Regions from separate parts of the Mus musculus genome. Here region 1 is linked to region 2. A link is a loop called in an ENCODE intact Hi-C map of the cell type or tissue named here. Cell type or tissue: left cerebral cortex. All regions are shown on one strand. Each heading gives the region's core, and the rest is flanking DNA. Links, peaks and the distances in the headings are about the cores only.

The links. Peaks named below come from ENCODE experiments on the same cell type or tissue, not always from the same donor. Only the 100,000 strongest peaks of a DNase experiment are listed, where the experiment ranks them.
Region 1: a loop joins it to region 2, with 2.3 times the contacts of the local background. A loop is called at or near these places in 2 of 42 quality-filtered maps.

What each region holds. Positions count from the first base shown.
Region 1 is chr8:117,372,177-117,384,607 of GRCm38, reverse strand. Cmip (c-Maf inducing protein) reads right to left here. Exons shown (of 21, transcript NM_001163262.1): 2 at 7,408-7,533. Among named protein-coding and RNA genes, the nearest start is that of Gm39260, 45 kb to the left of the region's middle. In left cerebral cortex, for the core only: CTCF peaks have their summits at 5,277 (motif pointing right) and 10,117; DNase peaks (open chromatin) are centred at 3,649, 5,278 and 5,795; H3K4me3 peaks cover 1,721 bases; H3K27ac peaks cover 4,253 bases.
Region 2 is chr8:117,441,802-117,454,232 of GRCm38, reverse strand. Cmip (c-Maf inducing protein) reads right to left here. Exons shown (of 21, transcript NM_001163262.1): 11 at 8,852-8,917; 12 at 7,136-7,162; 13 at 6,785-6,833; 14 at 5,096-5,203; 15 at 1,957-2,073; 16 at 1,013-1,153; 17 at 363-410. It overlaps Mir7077 (microRNA 7077), which reads right to left and starts at 1,210; the gene lies at 1,154-1,210. In left cerebral cortex, for the core only: no CTCF peak of the experiment used is centred there; DNase peaks (open chromatin) are centred at 2,988 and 5,542; H3K27ac peaks cover 1,117 bases.

The sequences.
Region 1 (12,431 bases), core at 2,129-10,128, 69 kb after region 2:
CTCAAACCTGGGGTTCGACAGGATTCAAATGAACCCCACAACAAGCTTCCAATTTCTTGCCTATATCTGCCAGAGCTCAGCCTCAGAAAGACTCAGGCTCAAATCCTGGCCTTGATCACAACCTAGCTGTGAGCCAGTCACCCAGTAACACAAGGCCCTTCAGAAGCCTGTGAAGAGAAAGAAGCACCCTCTGAATGGTCATGTGGCTTTCAATGGCCCACTCACACCCCAGCTCTGGTCAGCACTGACCCAGTATCTCATCTCATGACACTGAGCCATGGGGTTTGCAACAGTGGATGGTACAAATACCGAGCAGATGTTCATAAAAGGCTCTCCAGAATAAAACAGCTCTGGCCTCAGCATGTGTTGTCTCTGGTGTAAATAATCTCTACAGTTAGCTCAGTTGAGGAGACTCACAGCTCTCATGAGTAAGTGTGTGTTAACCAAGCTGAGCCAGCTCCAGCATAGTCCTGGTCCACAGCCTTGCTTATGCTTTTAATATAGCACAATACTGGGAAGTAGTATTGGGGGTGGGGGTGGGGAGGCTCCAAAGACCTGCACAGGCCAACCAGCTGTGGTGGAAAAGGGACTCTGCACATCAAGGCTCTCGTGATGGCAAGATCACCTTGGACTGTCTAGGTGGTCTGGTGAGGTCACACAGTAAGAGGGAGGCAGAAGAGCCAATCGGACTGAAGCACGGAGATGGCTGAGGCCATAGACTCCAAGGAACAACCAGAATCTGAAAGGAAACAGACTCTTTCCTAGACCTAGGAGCAAAGCCCTGGTCACACCCTGTCACTGGCATGAGGCACTTCTGATCCCAGGAGGCAACTTCAGAAGATCCTACTGATCTTGGGATTAGAGTCAAGTCCAGCCTACCCTGGGTTCCCCTGCCACATTCCTGATACTGACTTGTCAGGGTCTACCTGTCTCAATGTTGCCAACAGTCTCATTCCCACCCCTCTTCCTTCTGACACACAGTACAAGCACACACAGTACAAGCACACACAGTTTGGTGACTGTGCCAGTGAGCATGAGCTGGTATGGCATGAAAGGGACCCTTCATTTGTGGGCAGAAGCACTGCTTTTAAGAGTTAGTGCAAGCTGGGCAGTGGTGGTGCACACCTTTAATCCCAGCACTTGGAAGGCAAAGGCAGGTGGATTTCTGAGTTTAAGGCCAGCCTGGTCTACAGAGTGAGTTCCAGGACAGCCAGGGCCATACAGAGAAGCCCTGTCTTGAAAAACCGGGATTAAAAAAATAAAAAGAGTCAGTGCATGATTTAACCCTGTCCCATGCAGGCACAGCAGAAATATCTCAGACGATGTGTACTACAGAGCAGAGCCTCAGGGAACTAGGCAGTGTGAACTGGTAGAAGGAAGCCTTGGCTGTTTTTGAACTACACAGGACTGGGGTTGCTTCCTCGGTGCAGGGGATCCTAGCTCGCCTAATCTATATGATTCTAGCATGGCCTAACACTGCACTGGGAACTCTCCACTTTCACCTACTCCCTCCGGTGCCTGCGCAACTCCTAGCCACACGGGTCATACCCAGAATGCCCCTTCTCCGGGATGACTGCCTCAAGCCTGGCTTTCCTCTGCCCGTGCTCATGTACCGTGACTCTGTCCTGTTCAGTTGTTCTCCTATCTGCAGGCTATGGCTCTGTCAGGTTGTAAACTATGTCTATGTGAGCATCACTGCATTTGCGAAACCCAGAGCAACGGAAGACTGGCTGGCATGTTGAATAAATGAGACAGGAGTGACTGAGGGGACGCATGCGTTCGTGAATATAGGGCAAGGAGGCATGGATGGGAGCATGGGGAGTAAGTAGGAAATGGCTGGAACAATGGGCAGGTAGATGGGTGGGTGGGTGGGTGGATGAGTACATGGTTAAGTACACAGGCAGAAGATGGGGTGGGTAGATAAACGGATAAAAATGTAGATATAAGAGCAAGAGGACAGGGGTGAGAGGAGTGGATAAATGGATACACAGATGCATGGAGGGGTGAGTGGTTAGACGGTTAGGTGTCTATGTGGATGGAAGGATAGAGAGGGCCACAGAGTGGCAAGTGGGTGAATGGGTGGGTGCGCGCGCAGATGGATGGATGCGTAGACATGTGGATGAGGAGGTGAGTGTGTAGACTAATAGATGAAGTAGGTAAGGAGGCAGATGGGAAAGTGGGTAGATGGATGGACGGATGGGTAGGTGTGTATGGAGATGGATGGATGGGTAAGTGTGTATGTATGCAGATGGATGGATGTATAGGGTATATGTAGATGGATGAATGGGTAGGTGTGTATGTATGTAGATATATGGTAGGTATGCATGTATGTGGATGGATGGATGGATGGATAGATGGGCAGGTATGTATGCAGATGGATGGATAAGCAACTGTGTATGTATGTATGTATATATGCAGATGGCTGGCTGGCTAGATGTGTGTGTATGTATGTGGATGGATGGATGGGTAGGTGTGCATGTACATGGATGGACGGGGTATGTATGTTGACAGATAAATGTGTAAGAGAACTACATAGGACTGGGGTTGCTTCCTTGGTGCAGGGGATCCTAGCTTGCCTAATCAATATGATTCTAGCATGGCCTAACACTGCACTGGGAACTCTCCACTTTCACCTACTCCCTCTGGTGCCTGCGCAACTCCTAGCCACCCGGGGCCACACCCAGAATGCCCCTTCTCCGGGATGACTGTCTCAAGCCTGTCTCCAGGTTCTTTTGGATGGACGATGCACAGGCATAGGAGAGGAAAGAAAGGAGGGAGGGAGGAAAATCGTAGGACCGATTCACAGTAAGTAGAGCGTCCATGTACCCATCCCATGGAACTTCAAAGAAATCCCTTCAGCTCTGACAAACCAAGCTCTTGACCACTGTGCTTCTGCTGAGACGAGCATGCATGGACGTATCTTCAGAAGCATGCATGGAGGTACATCCTTGGACACCTGTGTACCACACTTGGTCTATGTGCCTCTGTGGTAACTAAGGAGACAAATACTGTAGTGTGGTTACAAGTGAAGAAAGGAGGCCCAGAAGCCTCCTCTCAGTGCTCGGATCACACCTCAGGCTCATCTCCCTCCTAGCCTGCTTTCCCTGATACCCCTAGGGAGCAGGCAACAGATGTAACCTGGCTCCTGTGGATATGGGAGCTGCTCTGCCTCTTGACAGTCAATGAAAAACATGGCACCCGTTGGCCAGCATTGAGAACAGGGTGGACCAGGTGATGTATGACAAAGGTGAGATTCCCCCCACCCCGCCCCCCAGCAGAGGATGCCAGGAGACACTCTTGAATCTCAGTATAGGCCTCCCCAGGTGGATTCTGGCAGAGGACAAGTTTGCCTGGCTATGCTGCAGCCAGAAGGAGAGCCTCTGTCAAGTTCCCTTGAAGCCAAGGCTGGCGGCAGAGAGGAGACAGGACAACCCAGATCCCAGGGAACACCAGGCACAGTGAGTGGCCGGAGAGTGACTTGGAGGAGAATCCCCTAAAACCCCGGAGGGAGTCCACAGCCTACCTTGCCCCCCATGGCCCCAGGCTGGCTCTGGTGGCTCTCTGCCTGTGTCTGGCGCTAACCTTCCCACAGGGCTGGCTCCAGGCAAGCCTGCCCAACTTCCTCAGCGAGGCTGCCAAGTTCTAACTCATTGTTGCATTGTCCTCGAGGTGAGAAAAACAGCCTGGAGCCTGCAGGGACTGTTCCCAAGTTCAGCTTCCTGGCCCAATCTCCAGGAAAAACAGCTAAGAGCAGCCGGGAAAGCTCACTTGCTCTTGCGCGCTCTCTCTCTGTCTCTGTGTGTCTCTGTCTCTCTCTCTCTTCCTCTCCTATCCTCTTCCTTCCAGTAAGAAGGGAACAGTTGTCCATCTCCAGTGGGGCTTTCGAGACCCGGTAATGAGTGTGTGTGTGTGTGTGTGTGTGTGTGTGTGTGTGTGTGTGTAGGCACTGTCAGAAAGGAGGGCCCACTTTCCCTCCTTATTTAAACCACCTTGGGCTCTGTCTGCTCTTCCTTATGCCTTTTGCCTCCAGGTACTGTATTATTCCTTAGTGCTTAGCACTTAACCAGAAGGCACCAACAAGGTGCCTCAAGTAGGGCACACACAGTGTAGGTAGGTGCATAGAAGCTGGTCTCCTCACAAGAGCTCGATGTAAGGGGGAAACAAGATTAGCAGGCCTCTGTTGTTGCCGGGCCTCTAACAAGTGCTTAGGGAGGTCACACTAAAATCCCAGAAAGCCCAGGACCACTGACTGGCCCCCATGCTGGGCACTGGCACCTTGTCTACTGCACCTACAGGAGGCTTACACTCTGCTACTTAAGAGGCATGCCTAGGAAGGTTCATTCTTTCTGGAACTCCCAAGTCAGGTCCCCTGCAGGGGCTGGACTTCCAGTAAGAAAGTTATCGATCTAAGAAAACCAGAATGCGAACTGGAGAAGGAAGACAGAGATGGCTGCTCTGAGGCTAAGGAGACATTAAAGAAGGAGCAAACAGCAAAAGCTAGAGAGGGAGGGAGAAAGGAAGAAGGACAGACGGACACAGAGACAGAGGGGGATGAAGGGAGGAGAGAGACGGAGGACTAGAAAACACAGAAGGAACTAAGTGAGCCCTGGCACTCAGTGTGACTCAGGACGGAGAAAGCGCAGTTTCCAATCAATAGCATCAATTAAACCTGAACTCACGTCACCACAGAGGCCGGTGGCTGCAGTACTCATGCTCACTGCAAAACACTCCCGGACCTCTGTTATTCTGCAACAGGCCCACGGCGCTTCCACTAGACCACAACCCCTGGGCTGTGACCCTTTAGCCTACCTGACTGCTATCCCTCAGGTCCCTTCCCACCCGAGGGCCAATGCTCGATTATCGACTATCGTGACACACTGCGTGACAAAAGATCAGAATGCTCAGCAGGGACTCTAACCAGCAGCTCTGGTCTCGCCCTGGGGAACCGAGGAGCCATACACAATTACAGAGTCTAGGAAGGAGGCAAGGACAGACAGCCAACTTAATGTGCCTCCTTTGGCCCGATAGAGGTACAAGCAGAAGGGAGATCCCAGGGGTGGGCAGGGGCAAGGCTGCACCCACCTAACTCTCTGAAGGGAGACTGCGCTGCTTCCCTGAGATAGGCTCCGGATCACAGCAGTAGCTGGTGCGGCCTCCTCTCTTCTCCTCTCTTCTCCTTCCTTCTTCTCTCCTCCTCTGCTGCTCCTGCCTCTGGCAGAGCAGCCACCAAGCAGGGGCGGCAAGCGTGGAGGATGCTGGGGCAGCCTGGTTTGTCAGCCCGCAGGGGGAGCTCTGACGTCGCTCAGCCCACTGCAGCCTGGGAGAGTCATCACTACCACCAGCCAAGGGCCATGGCCAGGTTAAAGGGACATGCCCAGAGCTGGCCAGTGTGTCTTACTCCTCTGACCAGGGGTGGGGATGGTGGGGGTGGTGATGCTCTAGCCCTGGAAACAAAAGGCCGTTCTGCTAATACGTGGTGATCACCATCAACAGAGAAAACAGGGCTCCCTGGCTATTTCCCACATGTCCAGCCTTCTGCCCCTTAGCCCCTGATCTGTTGTCTAGGATCCCCTCTGTCCCTTAAGAGCTTTCTATGGCTCCCCAGTGTCCTCAGTATATAGTCTGAGGCTGACAAGACCACATCATCTAGATGCAGTCACGGGCAGTCACGGGCATCGACCTCACTCCTACCAGAGAGCCCCCTCCCACACTCATACTAGGTGTGCCCCTCTCTGGGGCACCCTCCTACTCATCCCTCTGCACCCCATATCAGTGTACATCCCTGGGGTGCAGCTGTCTCCCGAGGCCTGGTGAGTCACCCTCCCCTCCCCCTCCCGTCCCAGTCCTCTGGGATTCGTCTGTGTCTGAGTTGCAGCTTCTTCGGTAATCATGTGTTTATGGCTCAGTCTCCCCAGAGGCTGACAGTGAGGATGAGGATGGGGTTGTAGGGGCCAGAGAGAGGGGCAGGCTTGAAGCTGCATAACTGAGCAGTAAAGGCATTTCCAGAAGGCTGCCCTGCTGCCCTTCAGGGCCCTCCTTGTCTTGGCCACTGTTGCTCATGGGGTCAACCAGCCCCACAGGGCCTGGCATTGAGCAGCCTTGCAAAGATCCAGTGCTACAGTCTTCAGGGCAAGGGAAACAGAAGAGAGGCAGAGAGACCAAGGGAGGCATGGCAGAGGCTGGTTAGTCCCCCCTAAAGACAAGGAGACAGCCGGGCAGTGGTGGTGCACGCCTTTAGTCCTAGCACTCGGGAGGCAGAGGCAGGTGGATTTCTGAGTTCGAGGCCAGCCTGGTCTACAGAGTGAGTTCCAGGACAGCCAGGGGCTATACAGAGAAACCCTGTCTTGAAAACACAAAAACAAACAAACAAACAAACAAACAAAGGACAAGGAGACAACAGAGGGAACCAGGGGGCTCTGCTGGCCAGAGGGGACATGATGAAGATAGGGGGTGGGTGGGTCACAGAGGGCAGAGCACGGTGGCTGAGTTCCAAGATGGGCTACAGCAGGCATGGCTTTGGATGTCCTCTAAGAGAAGACAATATGGACAGGGATGTGTCACACAGTATCCCTCACACGGCTGCGGGTCAACTGCTCTCCTGCCTCAGGATGGTACCAGAAGGGCCATCAGCTGCTATGGTCAAAGGTGAGGATGGGGCCAGAGAATACAGCATACTCCCAAGCGACCAGCAAGGCCAGCCTGGATCCTCCATGAGGTTCGGGGCGGGGGGGTGGGGGGTGGAGAAGAAAGAATAGAGTTAGGAATTCTAAGCCAATCTTTAGGGTGGCCACCCTCCTCCTTTCCCACCATAAACTGACAGTGTGCTACACCATGGAGGGAGGGGCAAAAACTAAGTCTTGGTGACATCATTTGCCACCCGACCCGGGATCCCGCTGTTCTTTGCAAACCTCCTCCTGAACTTCTCAGCCATTTTAACAGCACAACCTATTCCTGTTCAACCTTCAGTCCTAATGATATTCGTGTCGTTTTCGACCTACGTGCTCACAGACACGCAGAGCCAGTACTTCCATTGTTTGCCAACACAAAACTGAGCTAACCAAAAAGATACAGGACACAATCCTCACTTAAGTCCAGCAGACAGCAAGCAGATCCACAACGAGGTGAGCCTCACAAGTTCCGAAGCCCATCTGGCCCGGGGACTCATTTTCGGCATTTTCAAAGCTGAGGCTACAGAGTTCAATTTTTCGAGACCCAGGAGGACGAGCAAGCTCCTAGACAGTGAGCAGCATGCAGCAGGTGTTTAATCCCTGCACGGCCCTCCCGAGAGTCTTTAATACCTTCGTGACTTTTAAGTTGACCAAAGCTAAGGTCTACAGAGGGAGCAGGTGAGAAGAGGATGAGGGACCGGGAGGAAAGAAACTGCTGGGTCATGCTTACTCTTCCTACCTGCAGCAGGACGGTCCCTCCGGGGATCGTGAGCTGTAAACAGTACTTCGGGGCGTTCTCCCAGGACAGCGGCTGAACGTCTTCAATGGCGCTGTAGGAGACCGAGTTTTCCATGTACCCAGACGGCTGTGCCAAAGAGAGAAAAACAAGAGCCTGTGAGAAGACAGCGCCATCACAGAAAGGAAGCTACCCAGGGACCAAAGGACCAGCTCTTGGCTGCCAGCATCCCGCTGTGGGGAGGGGCTGTGGAGGGAATTCATTCCACACCTAGGGTGCAAAATGAAGAAAAGGCAAGGGAACCCTCAGGTCAAAGGTGAGGGGTCACCCCCTGGTGACCACAGGCCCCAGCACAGGGCAGAGCTTGAATCTTAGCATCCCTCCCCAGTGCACCATCCTCCAAAGGCTCCTAACAGGTCCACCCCATGGAAATCACTCCTTACAGAAGCCTACAGACAGGACCTCTGACCCATCACGCTTCCTTGCCCCCAAAGCCCACAGAGCACATGCTGTCTTTCTTCAGTGCCCTGGACCACCACATGGCTCAATAGCATGTATTGAGAGAAAGCATAAGCATGGATCAGTGATAGGGGAAGAAGGCAAGACAGGCCTCAAGCCATCCATCCACACTGCCTCTAAGGGAGTCCCACCATCCCAGAGAAGCATCAGGGAAGCACATAGGCCATCGAGCCCTGCTAGGGTCTTCAATACCCCACATCCAAAATGCCAGAGGTCGGGGCAATCCGTGAAGACTGAAGACGTGCGGCAAGCTAAGACAAACGGCAACCTCCCACAGACCCCCATCATCGCACACACACATACACTGTTTCAGGAGCTCCAAGAGTGGAATGTCACAATGACTTTAGGGAGGAGGTGGCAGGGCCATCCATAGGGCACCCAGGTCTTGTGACCTTCCCACAGCTAAGAGTGAATGAATGTGTATACGATGCTATGCTGAAACAGGGAGGTGCGATTTAAAGTTCACAGCCTGGGTGAATATTTTCCCAGACACTTAGGCTTCTGATTTTTTTTTTTTCTTTTCCAACTGACAAGTACTGGCAGTGAGGGGAGCTGATGGCTAGACTGCCATCAGCCTGAAGTAAAGTGAATGACCAATGGAGGTTGGTTCAACAAGTATCCACTGAGCATCTAGCATATTCTAGGGGTTGTGGTGGGTATTGCATAAAACCGGAGTCCAGTGGGGTGAACAGACAACAAACAGAATATGGAGAATGAGGGGGGGGCAGTTGAGACGAGGATGGTGTATTGAATGGGGTATGGTGATGGGGCCATAGCATCAACTCAAAGCTAATGCAAAGGTCTGGGGACAGCGAGCGAGAGAGCTGAGGGAAGAGGTCAGGCAGAGATTAGGTAGCAGGTAGCACTTCTGGGGCCTAGGGACCACATCCCCATGAAGAAGGTGCGGCAGGAAATTCTAGCAGCATCACCGAAGCCACCAAGAACAGAGACAGGAGGACAGTGTTGGTGGGAGGTGGCTGGCCGCCGCAAGCCCTTCACACCAGTGTGCTGCTCCTCACTCCCCAGCAAGAGAAAGACCTGCAGACCCGTGTCCACCTGTGTAAGCCGCCCCTGTGCACAGAGGTTGCTGCGGGCAACCCCCACCCTACAACCTGGCCTGGCTGTTGCTGAAGCTGTGAGCAAAGCTTTCTGGGAAAGGGCCGGGGATAAATAAATAAGCACCCGTTGTTTTTTAAAAGCCAGACCGATCGCTTTTCCGCTGTCTGACTCAGCACTTGGCCCAAAGCAGTCTTCGGAGCCATTAAGACCTGTGTTTGAATCCCTTTACTGTGTGTCATTAAGACAGTTACAGCGCCTCTCTGAACCTGGTTCCTCTGACAGTAATTTCATAAACAGAACTGTGGAGAATATTCCAGGGGATCTAACTTGCCAAGGGCGTACTTAGCTCAGCATCTGGAACATACTGAAGAGACTGATGGAACGACTATAGTTTTTATCTCCAGCATCCTCTTCCCCAAACTCCAAAGCGCAAGTGAAGAAGTGCTCCTCCAGACACCTGCCTAAGCCGGACATCCCGAGGCTCACCTGCCATGCCAGCACTCAGAAGGCTGAGCATGCGAGGCCAGCCTGGGCTATCCAACAAGTTTGTGTGTCCAAAGCCGAAGGAGTACCCAGCACTCACGGGGGACAAGGAATACCTAAGCCAGGCTGAAGAGGGTTTAGGGGGACAGGATGATCAATTCTACTATGGAATCTAGGGACACACGGGGCTACTGGGAAACCAAGATGACTGACCAAGATAGTAACACAGAAGTACTGGGTCCCCAGGTCAGGGTCATGTTGGTACTAGTGTACCAACTAGTTGGCACTAGTGTAGAACACTACAGACGGGCAAAGTGGTATGGCACAAAGGATACTGTTCTTCTCTGCATACAAGGTTCCTCTGTGGTCACTGCAGTTGTTAAGCTACACTGACAACAGCCTCTACACCCAGAGAGTCCTCACTGGGACAGAAAATTCGAAGACATGTAGGGGCAGATGTGTCACACCCACTGAGACCATGCTGCCCACAGCAATGGTGACACAGGAGCCAGAGTCACCAGCAGACAAGAGGTGAATCAGAAAGTAGGACAACCAAGACTTCTACCACCAAGGGAGAATGGGAAATATAGCTCTCCGGCACAACTAAGAGAGATTACAGGCTTTCTAGAATCAGGCTCACAGCGCGAGGTTCCAGGGTACCCCTGGTGGAATCAGACAGGCAGCTATCACATCCTGGGTCTGTACCGAGCCAGACGGGAAGCTGTGGGCTGCAGGGGGTGGACAGGGCTGATGGGAGGGAGGCAGGGCATACTTGCTGGGGTGACTTGGAACCAGCTCACCCCAAAGGGCTGTCCCTCATGGTGGTACCATCCACCAGCTCTCCTGGAGCTGCACACTAATGGGTGGATGTCACTGTATGTAAATGACAACTCACACTTGACTAACAAATGCAAGCGTGGGAAGGTGAGGGACAGAATCTAAGCATGTGGATAAAATTAAATCAAGATCACTCAGGAACCAAGCCTGAAGGTTCAAACCTATAAACTCAGGGGGACTGAGGCAAGGTTACCAATTCAAGACCTGCAGGGACTGCAGGGAGGGTCCAAGGCCAGCCTGGGCAGGTGAGGTAGAGCCATGATATAAAATGTAAGAGGGCCAGAGATGCAACACAGCAGAAGACTGTTTGGCTATCAGGTTCGAGAATCTAGGTTCATTTCTCTCTCTCTCTCTCTCTCTCTCTCTCTCTCTCTCTCTCTCACACACACACACACACACACACACACACACACAAAATATTCATTAATACTCCAATATATTTCTTTCATTTAAATTTTGACTGTATGTAACTCTGATCTGAATACTGGGTACACAAATGTATGCTGTGCTGTGTACATGTGCCATGCAGAGGTATACAGAAGCCAGGGGACATTGAATGCCCCGTGATACAGTTATCGATTTTTGGTCACCCTCTTGAGTTAGGGTCTCACTAAACCTGCAGCTAGCCTGCTTCTGTCTAGTCTGATTTGGCTTCTGCGCTATGGGCCTCAACCTGTCTCTTCTGAGACACTGGAGTCACAGATGTGTATTGCCATGCCTGGCCTTTACATGAATGCTGGGGATTCGAACCTGTGTCTTTATGCTTGTAAAACAAGGTCTCTTACACTGCACCCATCTCTCAGGCTCTCCTGACTATTCTTAACTGGAACTTGTATTACTCTTTATCTACTGTGCACATATGTGTATGTACACACACACACACACACACACACACACACACACACACACACACAGTTTATATGTTGCAATCCACTTGTGGGAGTCAGTTCTCTCCTTCCACCCAGGGATCACGCTCAGGTCGTCAAGCCTGCTGCCTTTATGTCAGGCTTGCTGACTTTACCCTGTGAGTCATCTCAACGGCCCTAAACTTTTTTTTCCCTGAGTCCCAAATCAAAGAATGTGCTTGCGCTGTACCTACGAGCATCCACTCGGGAGTTTCTCTCTGCTCCCGCCGGTCTGCTTTGCATGAGCGATAAACAACTCCGAGGTGAACATCCCTGTGAAGCCTGTTTTTCTAGCCTATATTTAGGATTATTTCTTTAGGCCAGATTCCCAGAAATGGAATTACTGGGACAAAGGGTTAGAGCGTGTTTTCTGCTGTTGCCAAATTACTCTCATTAGAGAGATATTAAGGAGTCCTGGGAGCCCTGGCCAGGAATGAGGGACCCACTGCTGCCTCAGCTGGGCGCTACTTTCTGGCCACGTTCTAACAAGATGGCTTTGGCACTAGGGTTTCTGAACTAAGCACCATGTTGGGTCAGCATGTGTTGGGTACTAAGGATACAGACATCCAGCACCCAAGGTCCTGGCTCTTGGGGTACAGCCTTCTGGGACACTATGAGTTGTGCATTGGGGACACTGCCTTCTCATGGGAGGTGGGGACAAATCTCAGAGCCGTGGCGGTGTTCTGCTATGGAACTAATATGGGCTCGTGTAAGAGGGCCTGCTATTAAAAAAAAAAAAAAAAACCCGCCCTCTAGAATTCTGTGATAAGCCTGGCTCAAACGCATCCAAGACCTAAATGGGAGACAGAGCAGGTGGCTGGGGGGGTCCCTCGCCAGTGTTCCCCCTTCCCAAACCCCAAGACCTTCAGAGCTAATGTTTCCATTAATTATCTGCTTTCACAGGCTTCTCATCCAGTGGGGTGCTCATCCAACATCCTTCACCATCCTGTCTTTCAGAGATCAGCTCTGCCGCCCGCCCCAGCCAATCGCCGGTTTCCATGGTGATGAGCACATGACTCATGAGTCTTCAGCCCCCAGGACGAGGCTCTAGGCTGACTCAAGACATACATTCCAGTGGGATGGGGGGCTCCCACACCCCAAAAGGAAAAGCCTATCTGGAAAGTCCCTCTCTCTATCAGCCACTCCAGACTGGAGCCGCCGCTAAGTGCCGCAGCAGAAGCCTCATAGAGGCCTGGGTTGTAAGCAGCAGGCTGGTTGTCACTC
Region 2 (12,431 bases), core at 2,293-10,292:
AACCAGAAATCAAACACAGTCTAGTGCCTGGTTGCTATTGTTACCATGGCTACCGGCAACCCCTAGGCGATACTGCTGATGTCACCAGCAAGCTTTTGTTGTTCTCAGGCGTTGGAGCTAGAGTCTTACACAGGTTAAATGTGTGCTCTACCTGCCAAACTGCAACCCCAGCCTTGGTATCGACAGAAAGCTTTCAGTCCATTTACCTTCTAGATGAGGTGGACCTATCTCCCTGACCCGCGGTAGACATCTGTGCTCTCCCCTCCCCGTTATTCCTCATCCTAGGGGCTGGACAGCTCACCTCCCACTCAGCGCATTCTCGCCCTACCTCACCCACCCCACAGAGACTAAAACCTACTTACCGTGGACTTGGAGGGCAGTGTTAGCCTGGTGGGTCCGCCTTTCCTTTGCTGCAAAAGAAATAAGATCAGTTGAGACACATGTCTGCTCTGTCACCAGCCTCATGAAGCCAGGGCTACTTCCTCAGGCAGAAGACGCCACGCTGGCTACAGCACAGTAGCACGTGACACTGAAACACTGCAGAGCTGGACGTTTAGATGCTCTGATGGAAGGCGATGTCACCCATCCAGTTCTTAAGTGGCATCCATTTCCACCTAGAGTCCTGGCAGTCGATAGAGAACTTTTATACAGGTGTCTCGTGGTGAGGCTGGTTGCCCTGGGCTGTGCATACTTTTTGCCCAGAGCCATAGTGGGGAGAGAAGGGTGGTTCCCAGGTAAAAGGTAAAGGACGGCACTCATGGACCCGAGTGTGCACACATATACAGAGACAGCCTCTCAGCTAGGACCAGGTATGACAATGACACATGGGTCCCTGTACCGAAGTAGAATGGGCCGTGTGACTTCAGCCGGCCTGCTTTACCTCTCTGTGTCCATCTAGAGTCACGTTTGAGAAGTACAGGGAACAACCCCCAACTCTATGGGTGTGGAGTGGCAGTCACAAGGGGGCTGTCTGACGCTCTGCAAACGGAACGGCGGGCAGTTGAGAACTCACCAGCTCCTTCAGCTCCCGCTGCCGGTCGCACAGCTGTTCATACATGCGCTTGCCCACGTCCGTGCTCTCCAGCGTGGAGATGATCTGCAGTTGGGTGTCGTTGTTGTCGATGATGTTGTATTCCAGCATCAAACACAGGATCTGCCAGGAGCCATGGAAGGTGTGTCAGGGAATAGCCTGCCATGGGACCTTGGCCTATGCCGTTTCCGAAATTTGGCGTTTTCTGCTCTTGGTCCCATGCTAATGTCTCAATCCCACCTCCAGGGACACTTAGGGTTTTCCAAACGGGCCTGTTCCTTCTTGTAAGGTAGAGAGCCCTGTTCACACGCCCTTGACTGATGGGCAGCTTGGTGACTGCTCTCTAGAGGGTAGAGTGTGGCAAGGTGGTGCTCCCCAATTCTGACAGCTGTTATAAAACCCTACTGCTCATGGGACAGGAACTCTGGGAGTGTGTTGGCATTGGGGGACTTCAGAGCAGTGAGAAGTTGGTGGACAGAGGAACAGTTAGAAGTGACATGAGGCACCTAGGCTTGTGCTCTTGACAACTTGAGCAGTGACCCCCCCCCAAACCCCACAAAGCAGAGAGGCTAGGGCTGCCTTAGTCCTTCAGTTGGAGAAAGAAGCCTTATTGAGGACCCCATGGGCTCCAACCGCCATGCAAACTCTAGGAGACCCCAAGGAAAAATAGCCCAGGAGAGCCTGGCTACCTCTTGGTCTGTTATGTGCTCTATGTACAGACGGTTGCTATATAGTACTAGATAATCAGAACAGAAACTTCTAGATGGCTGTGATCAACACTCGCTAGATCCCAACTGCAATGGACCAGCAGCAGCCTGAGAAAGGCCTCTGCACACCCAGGAGGCTACAACCACACCTGCCTTGCCCACACTGATTGCCCTTCACACAGATCACATTGCAACGGTACCTGGGGACCAGGGACTTACCTCTGCCATGGTCTGGTTCCCTCTCAGGGCCAGGAGCATACAGGGGCCCAGCTTGTTTTCTGCCAGTGAGAGCAGAAACTTTTTGGTCTTGTAACAGGAGCCCATGAGAATGTGCACCTGGGAGGCGAGAAGACTCAGGTGAAGCAACCATGATGTCACTGCAGTGCTATGACCCTCAGCACTAGCCTCCCCACTCCCCGTCCCCCCTCCCCGTCCCTCAGACCGTTCCCTGTAGAAAGTGACTGAGGACGTTATGTTGAGTGACAGCTGGTATACATGAGACTACACTGGGATGGGGTGCAGGCATCAGGCACAGTCACCCAGGCAGGCAAGACAGTGGCTGCCGGAGTTGTCCAGGGGAACAGACAAGTGGTGCTGATGGATGAAGACCTGTGTACCGGCATGCCAAGGATGCTCTGAGTCAAGGTGTTAACACTCACAGTCTCTCTCTTTTACTACAGTAACAAACAAACAAAAAAGACTCCCCTTTTCCCCAGTTCCCTTCAGGGGCTACTGGTATTAGGTCTTGTATATTTCTAGCATTGAGGGTACTGGGTGGAAATTTCTAGGCAGTCCTTGCTAGGTGGGGGACGAGGGGCCTGATTCGCATGGCAGTTGGGCTGTTCTGTGCTTTGCTCTCTCTGTGATACCAAACCAAAAGCTGTTTTGAGAGATCACCCTCCCAGCAAAACCTGCTCCCTCCCAAGATATGCTAGGAGTGGTGTGTGTGTGTGTGTGTGTGTGTGTGTGTGTGTGTGTGTGTGCGTCTGTCTGTCTGTCTGTCAGTCAGTCTGTCTTGCATTTAGAGGTGATGGCATATGAGCAAGGGCTCCCCAACTCAACAGAGGCAGGGGAGCCCAAACATCCTCTGGAAGAGACAGCCTAATCCAAGGACCACTTCTCGCCATGGGTCTCCATGGAAACAACACACTCGCATCCCCACGGCTGCCTGCTTCCTTCCCTGACTATGTACTCTTCTGCTCCATCATTAACAACTCTGGCATACAAATAAAATCACTCTGGCGGGAGCTCACTCCCTGAGTTCTCTCTCACACTGAGTCCCCGCATGAAGGGGTGGGGGAGACTCCACACATTGCCATGGTAAAACTGTGACATCAGAGGAAGCCAGAGAGGCGATGGCAAGCAAGACATGGCGTAAACAGGCGGCTCAGCGTGTTTCTAGGTACACAGGACATTCAGAAAGCAGGTCTAGGGGAGCAGGCGAGGGGCTTGGAGCAGATGCGTAAGGAAAGGGAACTAAAAATAAGGTCCTTGAGGTGGTGTCTGAGAGGACACGCCTATCTATCGTCATTGCACAGATCTCTCTGCCAAATTCACTGTGGTAGCTGTTTACCCTGCAAACCGGTCCCTAAGAGAGAGAGACAAATAAGCTGAGCCAAGTTGGGGTCAAGGAGTCCCTGGGTGGCATAGTGCGTAAATCATGCCTGACACTACACACAATTGCTACCTATGGTGTGATGGCGAAGCCTCTCTTTGTCTTGTTTTGCCTATGAGGAAGATGGAGCCTATACAGGCAAGTTGGTGTATAAGGCCAACTAGAGGAAGACTGGACAGGGACCCCAGGCCCAGGTCTAGAGGATGCCTGCATTTTCTCCACATCACATGACCCCAGAAGAATATGTGAATGGAGTTGGGTGTGTCAGGGAACAGAGTGCATCCGTGTCCCTCTGCTACAGAAGAAGCCACTACCCCGAGACAGTAATCTGGTCCACAAAGGGCTTGTAAAGAAGTCTTGTCAAGCAAGCCACTAGATTTCTCTGGGTCTCTCGAGGCCCAGGTGTGATTCCAAAGAGCTGAGCACAGGGCTCAGCTGACACAGAGCTCTGTTCTCAACCTGTAGCTTACAACCCCTTTGGGGGGAGGGTCACATCAGATATCCTGCATACCAGATATTCACATTACGATTCATAACAGCAGCAAAATTACAGTTACGAAGTAGCAATGAAATAATTTTATGGTTCCGGGGGGGTCACCATGGCATGAGGTACTGTGTTAAAGGCATTCACCGCATTAGGAAGGTTGAGAACCACTGCTCTATGGGAAGAAGCCACTGTGGATGTCTTAGTGACCTCAATACTATGATCTGAGGTGGGGATGAGAACCCTGAGTCTGGCCCCCAAGCCTTTCATTATGAGGACTGGACAAGCAGGTGGCTATGGAGTTTCTTGTGCCAAGATGGATCTGTCCCTTGCACAGAACATCACCATAGCAACCAAGTCTAATCAGTGATTTGTACACACACACACACATGTATATCCACAGAAACAGGGCTGTGGCTTTGTAGGGCAGAGCACCCCCAAACAGGCCATGTTTCTATATCTGCTTTCTATGCTTCTCTGCACCTCCCAGAGCAGGTGACAGGCTCTTGACCCAGGTACTCAGGGATCAGTGACACTCTCTGTAGTGGTTTGAATATGTTTAGCCCAGGGAGTGGCACATTTGGAAGTGTGTTCTTGGAGTAGGTGTGTCACTGTGGGCATGGGCTTTAAGACCCTAGTCCTAGCAGCCTAGAAGTCAGTATTTTCTAGCAACCTTTAGATGAAGATGCAGAATTCAGGGCTGAAGAGATGGCTCAGCAGTTAAGAGCACTGACTGCTCTCCCGAAGGCCATGAGTTCAAATCCATGCAACCACACGGTGGCTCGCAACCATCCATAATGAGATCTGACGCCCTCTGGTGCGTCTGAAGACAGCTACAATGTACTTTGATATAATAATAAATAAATCTTTAAGTTGTAGTGAGCGGGGCTGACTAAAGAGAGCTTAAATTCAAATTCCCAGCAACCACATGATGATGGCTCACAACCATGTACCCATATACATAAAATAAATTAAAAATAATTTAAAAAAGAAAAAAAAAGATGTCGAACTCTCAGCTCCTCCTGCACCATGCCTGCCTGGATGCTGCAATGTTCCCACTTTGATAATGGACTGAACCTCTGAACCTGCAAGCCAACCCCAATTAAATGTCCTTATAAGAGTTGCCTTGTTCGTAGTGTCTGTCGACAACAGTAAAACCCTAACTAAGGCACTCTCCCTCTTCATGGCTGGCTGCTGTGTACCCCAGGATGGACCAGCCCGACACCAACCAGCAGCTTCCTGTGGGGGACCCTACGTACCATGCTGGCAAACAGCTCCCCGTCATCATCACAGGCCACCCCTCCAGGGCTGTAGAGCTGGAACCAGCCATCCTTGCCTGCCCGCACGCTCAGCAGACAGGAGTGGACCTGTGGGCAGAGGGGACAGACACACTGTCAGTTCTAAACAGTCTCAGGTATGAAGGTAGCATGAACGGTGTCCAAGCCAGGCAGCCAGGAAATACATGAACTTCCTTTAGCTTCACACTGCCAAGTCCAGCCACATGTCTTCAGCTCCCTAGGACAGTCCTGAGGCCTAGCTGGGAAACACTCACACATGCCTACATATACACACCCACACCTACCCCCCACGTACCCCCCCACATACCCACACACATATACACACACCACACCTACCCACTGTGATCCCACACACGCATAGGCACATACACACTCACACCTACCCACTGTGAACCGCCCCCATAAACACACCCACGTCTATCCACTGTGACGCCACACACGCACACATATACACACAGCTTCAGGCTTAAGGACAACTGAGACCACAGCTGGTGACATTTCCTCACTAGCCTTTCTGCTTTCTCTCAACTGCATCTGAAGATGGTTTGTAAAACCTGTGATGGAGCTAGAACTTTCTAGAATAAGGTTTCCCACTGCAGCCTAGAGACCATATAAGAAGCAGGAAGGATGCTTATAACACATGGTCTTGGTTCGACCAGATCCAGGGATCTCGAATCATGAGGGTTAGTGGGGGCCTGCCTTGTAGGCAAGCAAGAAGGTCTGGGGACAGTTTCCCTACAGCATCTAGACTTGGAGCCCGAGAGACTGGGTCGCAGGTCATGAATTTATGCTTCTGGGTGGGGCCAGTGTGGTATGGGATGTTAATGACTTAACTTCCATTCCCAACTCTGAGAGAGCGGGGCGGGGTGGGGGTTGGGGTGGGGGTGGGGGATATCAGTGATTATTTTTTAGTTTTTTTTGAGACAAGAGTTTCTCTGTTTCTTCTGGCTGTCCTGGAATTAGCTCTGTAGACCAGGCTGTCCTTGAACTCAGAGATCTGCCTGCTCTATGTCCCAAGCACTGGGACTAAAGGTGTGTGCCACCACTGCCTGGCTTGGGGGGTGATTCTGAAGTCAGGAAGGGATAAGAATGGCTTCCCCTTGGGCTTGTAGAGGTTAACAGGGAGCATGCATGTGCCTGACGTGGGGCAAGAGCTTAATCTGCCCTTGGTTTCCTGAAGCTCAGAGCTTTTGTGAGAGCTCCGAGTTCAACTGATTCCTTCCTTGGCCCAGGGACCCCCACACTAGCAGCACAAACACAGGACCACAACATTGACCGGAAGCTGGTTGGACATTCCATGGAGGATCCAATGAATCTAAAGCCATGTGACACAGGGACACTGTCTGCCAGTCTCTGGCTAACCAAAATGAAGTCCAAGAGGCTCCACATGGGGAAAAGAGGCTGTGTCTGCACAAGGGGGTGGGTGTGGGTGGGTGTGTGGGGGCGGGGCTGGAACCTGTATAGTCCGTTCTAAGGATCTGATGACTCAGTGACCTCTGCAAGGAGACCTAGGAGGCCCCCAAACTATTTTTCTACTGTAGAAAAAAAGGCTTACTGCGCTGAGGTATGGCTCAGTGTTTGTTTAGGTCCCATCTCCAATAAATACATGGGGGGAAAAAAAGTAAAAAAGTAAAAAAAAAAAAGTCTTACTTCCTGTCTTGGATCTTCTGCAAACCTCTGAATCACGTACTTCAGTTCCCTGGAAGGAAGAGGAGGGCGGGTCATTTGCAGGCCCAAGTGGACAGGGAGGGGTAGGGAAGAGATGCAAGAGGAGCCAGGAGCAATTGGGGGTAGACAAAGCGAGGCACATGGGAAACATTCTAGCAAGGTTTGGATGTGTGACACAGGGGACCGCTCAGGTGGTGCCTCTGCAAGCCTCCAAAAATGCACATGGACCAGAGAATGGGAAGGAGGCTGGTGGTGGCAGGGACGTGGAGGTGATCAGATACAGGGAGCATTCACAGTGGGAGAAAGTGGGGTGGGTGCGGCTGCCATACTCACTTTGTGAACTTCTCGTGGGCGAGAGCTCTGTACCAAAAACAAAGAGACAGGCAGTTAGAGGCCTTTGCTGCCCAACGATCCCATTTCCTCCCAGGACATCTAGACTTTAGCTCTGACTCGAAGAGAAGAGTGTAGAGAAAAATGACAAAGAAACGAGGGTATCCGATGTGCCCCTCCTTTGACAAGGTGAGGATCACAGTCACACGAACAGGCTGAGCCACCGATGTCCCCAAAGTCAACCCCAGGCCCACACCTGTCATGCAGAAGTGCATGAACGTGTTCAGGCACACATGGGCTCCAGGGACCCAGGTGTGTTTGTTAATTGTTCCACAATTAAGGCGAGCCTGCAGTAATTACCAGCGCACATTGCCAGGCAATCAGGGACCATTCTTCCAAGTGAATTGCATCATGGGCCACTGTCAAGCGGGTCCCAGGGCCTGTGGGGACAGCTGCTGTAACCAATGATGCCACAGACAGAGAAGGCTCTGAGGAGTCAGATTTCTCCGGTCTCCATTCTTGGGAGCCCCGAGGGAACTAGCCGGCCAGCAAATGGGGCAATTACTGGGTGTAATGTCCCCCTCGGAGGAGCTGCATTCATAAACACAGGCTCACTAATGGGCTCTGCAGAGAGCCCCAAGTGCCTCCCAAGGCCCAGCAGCTTCCAATCTGTCAAAACAGACCTGCAGGCATGTGAGGCCCGTGGCTGAGCTGAGGCTCTCTGTAGGTTGTGATCCAACGCACAGTGATGCTTCCCATGAATTCTTCCATGCCAGTATGAGGGTGGGCGAAAGGGTCCTTTCTGGCCACGCTCAGAGTGTTGTTAGCTAACGGCCATCAAGGCTCAGTACACACAGCTAGCCTTCCCTTGCACAGCCCTGAAACGGCTCCATATGCCTTTTCTTTTCTTTTCGCTTGTTGGTCCTTCTTGGTGCTTGGAGATCAACTCAGGGCGTTGCACATGCTAGGTACACGCTCTGCCACCAGAGTACCACACTGGCCTTTCCTCCTTCTTTCCTGCCTTCCTTCCTTTCTTCCTTCTGCAGACAGGGTTTTATTATGTAGCTCAGGGTAGCCCCAAACTGGAATTATAAGCAGTAGTTCTCAACCTGTGTGTTGAGATCCCTGGGGGGGTAGGAGTGGGGGTGGAGTCAAAAGACCCTTTCATAGGGGTTGCATATCAGATATTGATGCAATGCTTCATAGCAGTAACAAAACTACAATTATGAAGTAGCAACAAAAAGTAACTGTATGGTGGGGAGTCACCACAACATGAAGGGCTGTATTAAAGGGCTGCAACATTAGGAGGGCTGAGAGCCAGTGAATTATACAGGTACGTGCGCCATGCCTAGCACAGTGGTGATATTAACTGTCAATTTTTACTGTTCCCCAGGGAATGGGGGGGAGGGAGAGTATTACTGTCTCCATGTGCTATGTAATCAAAACCGTTAAAGTAACTACAGGCCAGGCATCGTAGAGATGGCTCTGGCCTTGTCTGAGTTTAATGAGTCCCTGTGTCACTGTCACGAGACCTGAGGCTGTTCCTATCACAGTCTTGGTTTTTCAGAGAGGCCCTGAGCTGGGCCACATCTCTGTCTTGGCTGTGGGTCCTGATATCCTACTCAGACTCACCTCTCCACGACACTGTGAGCCCCTTAAAATGGCATCACCCTCTCTTGTGGTTCCCTTCCCATTTGGGCAGGTTCTGGTGGGACTTACTCTTTGGGGAATGGAATGGGTTGAAGCAAGCTGGCCAGAGACGGTCTCCAGTCATCGTAGTCGGACCTAGGATGAGAGAGGAACCTGGTGAGGGGCAGTCAGCAGGGAGGGGATTTCCACGTGCTATCCCGTAAGATACAAGTGTCTGGGGTTAGCACACGATATGGACTCTGCCTCAGAGAGAGCAGACATAGCGCAGCATGAGCCACCCAAGAACATCCCAGACTTCCAAACAACCACCAGGGAACTACAACCCAGCTCCCCGGAATCCCACATCCTCCTTGCTCTGAACTCAGACTTTATCTGTCTCTGTTCATGACCCTTTGAGGCTTCACAGAGGGCGAGGGGCTACTCTAGGTTTCCAATCTCTAAATCCAGGTTGATGTCTAAGCCCCTCATAACCTCAGAGTGGGACACATCTGGAGAGAGGGAGCCTTTTTAAGGAATTATAACACAGGGCCACTAGGTTGGGCCCCGAAGCAATTCAAATGACACATGAGAAATGTGTGCATGGAGAAGACCCTGAGAGGACACAGAGAAAGGGCACCAGGGCCTGACAGCCCCGCCCCACCTGCACCCGTCTCCTCAGAACTGAAAAGATACTGTGATCCCAGGCACGTGGCCTGTGGAGGCGTCTCAGCACTATAAGCACACCTGTCCCTCTTGTCTGTGACTGACCAGACTCAAGGGGAAACCTACAGACTGACTCAAGAAAAACAAATAAACAAACGACCCAAGCAACAAAACCACAATTTGGATCGTTGTCCCTAGCTACCAGTTTTTGTTGTTGCTGTTGTTGTTGTTTGTTTTGTTTTTAGACAGGGTCTCGAGGCTGATGAGGTGACTCTTACTGGTAAAGGTGCACATCCCCAAATGTCCCCAAGTCTGACAAACTGAGTTCATGTCTCAGAATTTACATGATGGAAGATGAGAATTGGTCCCTGCAAGCTGTTCCCTGACCTCTGTATAGATGCTATGGCATTTGAATGCTCATCACACACACACACACACACACACACACACACACACACACTTAGGCAAGGTCTCATGTAGCCTAGTCTGGCCTTTTGATACATAGCTGAAGATGGCCCTGAACTTCTGATCTTCTTGCTTCCTGGTCCCAAGTGCTAGGATTACAGGCCTGGGCCACCATGACTTGTTCACGTGGAGGGTGACATAACCCAAGGGTTTTAGCATGCTAGGCAAACATCCTCCCAACACACACACTCCTTTCCTTGCTGTTAGACCCCCACCTCTATTTTTCCACTTCACCCGGCTGGCAGTCACAATATAATACTGAAAAAAGGCTGTGACGTATTTCTTCAGCATTTCCTCCACACATGCATTATGCCGAGAGCTCTGTATCTCCACTTGTTTGCTCCTTGCAAACACGCAACATAGTAAACAGAACCCGCGCCATTTAGACAGAAGAGGAGACGCAAGGCGCAGAGAGGTTAAGCAGACGGCTGGAGCTAACACAGTCTGACTGAGACATGGCCTTCAGGCTTCTGACTCTAGACCCTTGGGTCTTCCTGGAGCTAACTGACTCCCGTCAAGACCTTACCAAAAGCAGACATCTGTGTGGTAGGGAGCTTGTATCTCAAGCAGGGACATAGGGAGGGCCAGGTGTGCTTCCCTCCTGCGAGGTGCACCGTGGTGACAGAGTGAAGTGATTGCTCAGAGAATAACGGACCAAGAAGTGATGCAGTGATGCAGGACAGGTGCTTCAGCTTCTACTGCTCCACAGTGCAACTGTGGCTGAGCATAAGCATGCGTCAGGCCCTGAGAAGAGGCTGCTCTGTGGCTGGCTGAGGAGGACTGCAGAGGGACGACATCACAGGGGGTCGGGGTGGGGGGGATTTCAACAAGGTCTCAGTCTGATAACAGATGGAACCCCCTCCCCCACATGGGAAAGCTTCTGGAAAGCTGTGGGAGAAACTGAGGCTCAGAGATGCTTTGTGACTTTCTACCAATCTCAGCTGGTTGTTGACGTGTGGCATAGGGACTCCTAAAGCCATGACCTACATACATTCCCAACCCCTAGCACCTACACTGTATTTATACCCAAGTCTCCAACACCGTGGGTTTGAGAGCTTTGCTGAAGGGCAAACCTCAAGATAGCCTGTTCTCAAATCACAAGGTTCATGGGTTCCGCTGCTGGGTGAATGGCTGGCCCTGACTGAGTTCTATGCCATGTTATTGGTCCACTTTTACATTCAGAATTCAGGCTTCCTGTTGTAATCTGCACGAATGGGGGTTCCACATTTATCTTTCCTTCTTGTTCTTCCAGTCCCACTCATTCTGTTTTTGATTTTGAGATAGGGATTGTACTGGCTGGTTTTGTGTGTCAACTTGACACAGGCTGGAGTCATCACAGAGAAAGGAGCTTCAGTTGAGGAAATGCCTCCATGAGATCCAACTGTAAGGCATTTTCTCAATTAGTGATCAAGGGGGAAAGGCCCCTTGTGGGTGTGACCATCTCTGGGCTGATAGTCTTGGGTTCTATAAGAGAGCAGGCTGAGCAAGCCAGGGGAAGCAACCCAGTAAGGAACATCCCTCCATGGCCTCTGCATCCTGACCTGCTTGAGTTCCAGTCCTGACTTCCTTGGTGATGAACAGCAGTGTGGAAATGTAAGCCGAATAAACCCTTTCCTCCCCAACCTGCTTCTTGGTCATGATGTTTGTGCAGGAATAGAAACCCTGACTAAGACAAATTGGTACCAGCATAGTGAGGTATTCCTGTGACAACCTGACCATGTTTTGGGAAGGAATGTGTAAGGACTTTGGAACTTTGGGCTAGGAGATCGGTGTTAAGAGCTCTGTGGGATGGATGCTGTATTGGAGCTTGGAAGATAATGTTGAGAACAGTGCAGAAGATGGAGGCCTGGCTTGTGAAACTTCAGAGGGAAAATTAAAGACTTATCAGGGCCTTTGCTGTTTTGATTGTGGTTCTGGTTAGCTGGGGCTGAAGAATCAGCTGTGATTAACAAGATACCAGAACTACTAAAGTTTAACCTTTGCATTACTGGGACTATTGATGCTGGTTAGCTGGAGCTAAGAAATTAGCGGCGATTAAGAAGAGACCAGCATCATTGAGGTGACATCTTCTGGGAAGTGTTTTCTGAGAGCACAGAGGCTGTGTTCCAGATATAGCCAAGGTTGTACCTTGTGCTGTGGCTGGACTTGGTAATGTGTAAGAGTTACCCAGGTGGTACTAGTTTTGAAGGCATGAAGGGGTCACGCAGAGCAGCTGAGGCTAGGCACTGAGAGAGGCCATGGAAGACCATTGGTGAAGGTACAGCCTCAGTTGTAATTGATCGCCCTGGACTGAAGGGTTCATGCAGTGTTTTGGAGATGTCGGTACCATGAAATGACCACCAAGAATAGCAGCAACAGTGGAGTACAGGCATTTGAAGCCTAGAAGACGTCACATGTGCTACAAAGGGCATGGCTGGAGAAGTGACCCAAGCCCTTGGAGGAGCCCAGAAGATTGTGAGTTGGATCCTAGACATTGGACAGTTGGAGTTTGATTTTGCTTTTCATTGTGACTGTGCCCTGATACTTTTCCCTTTTGAAGGAA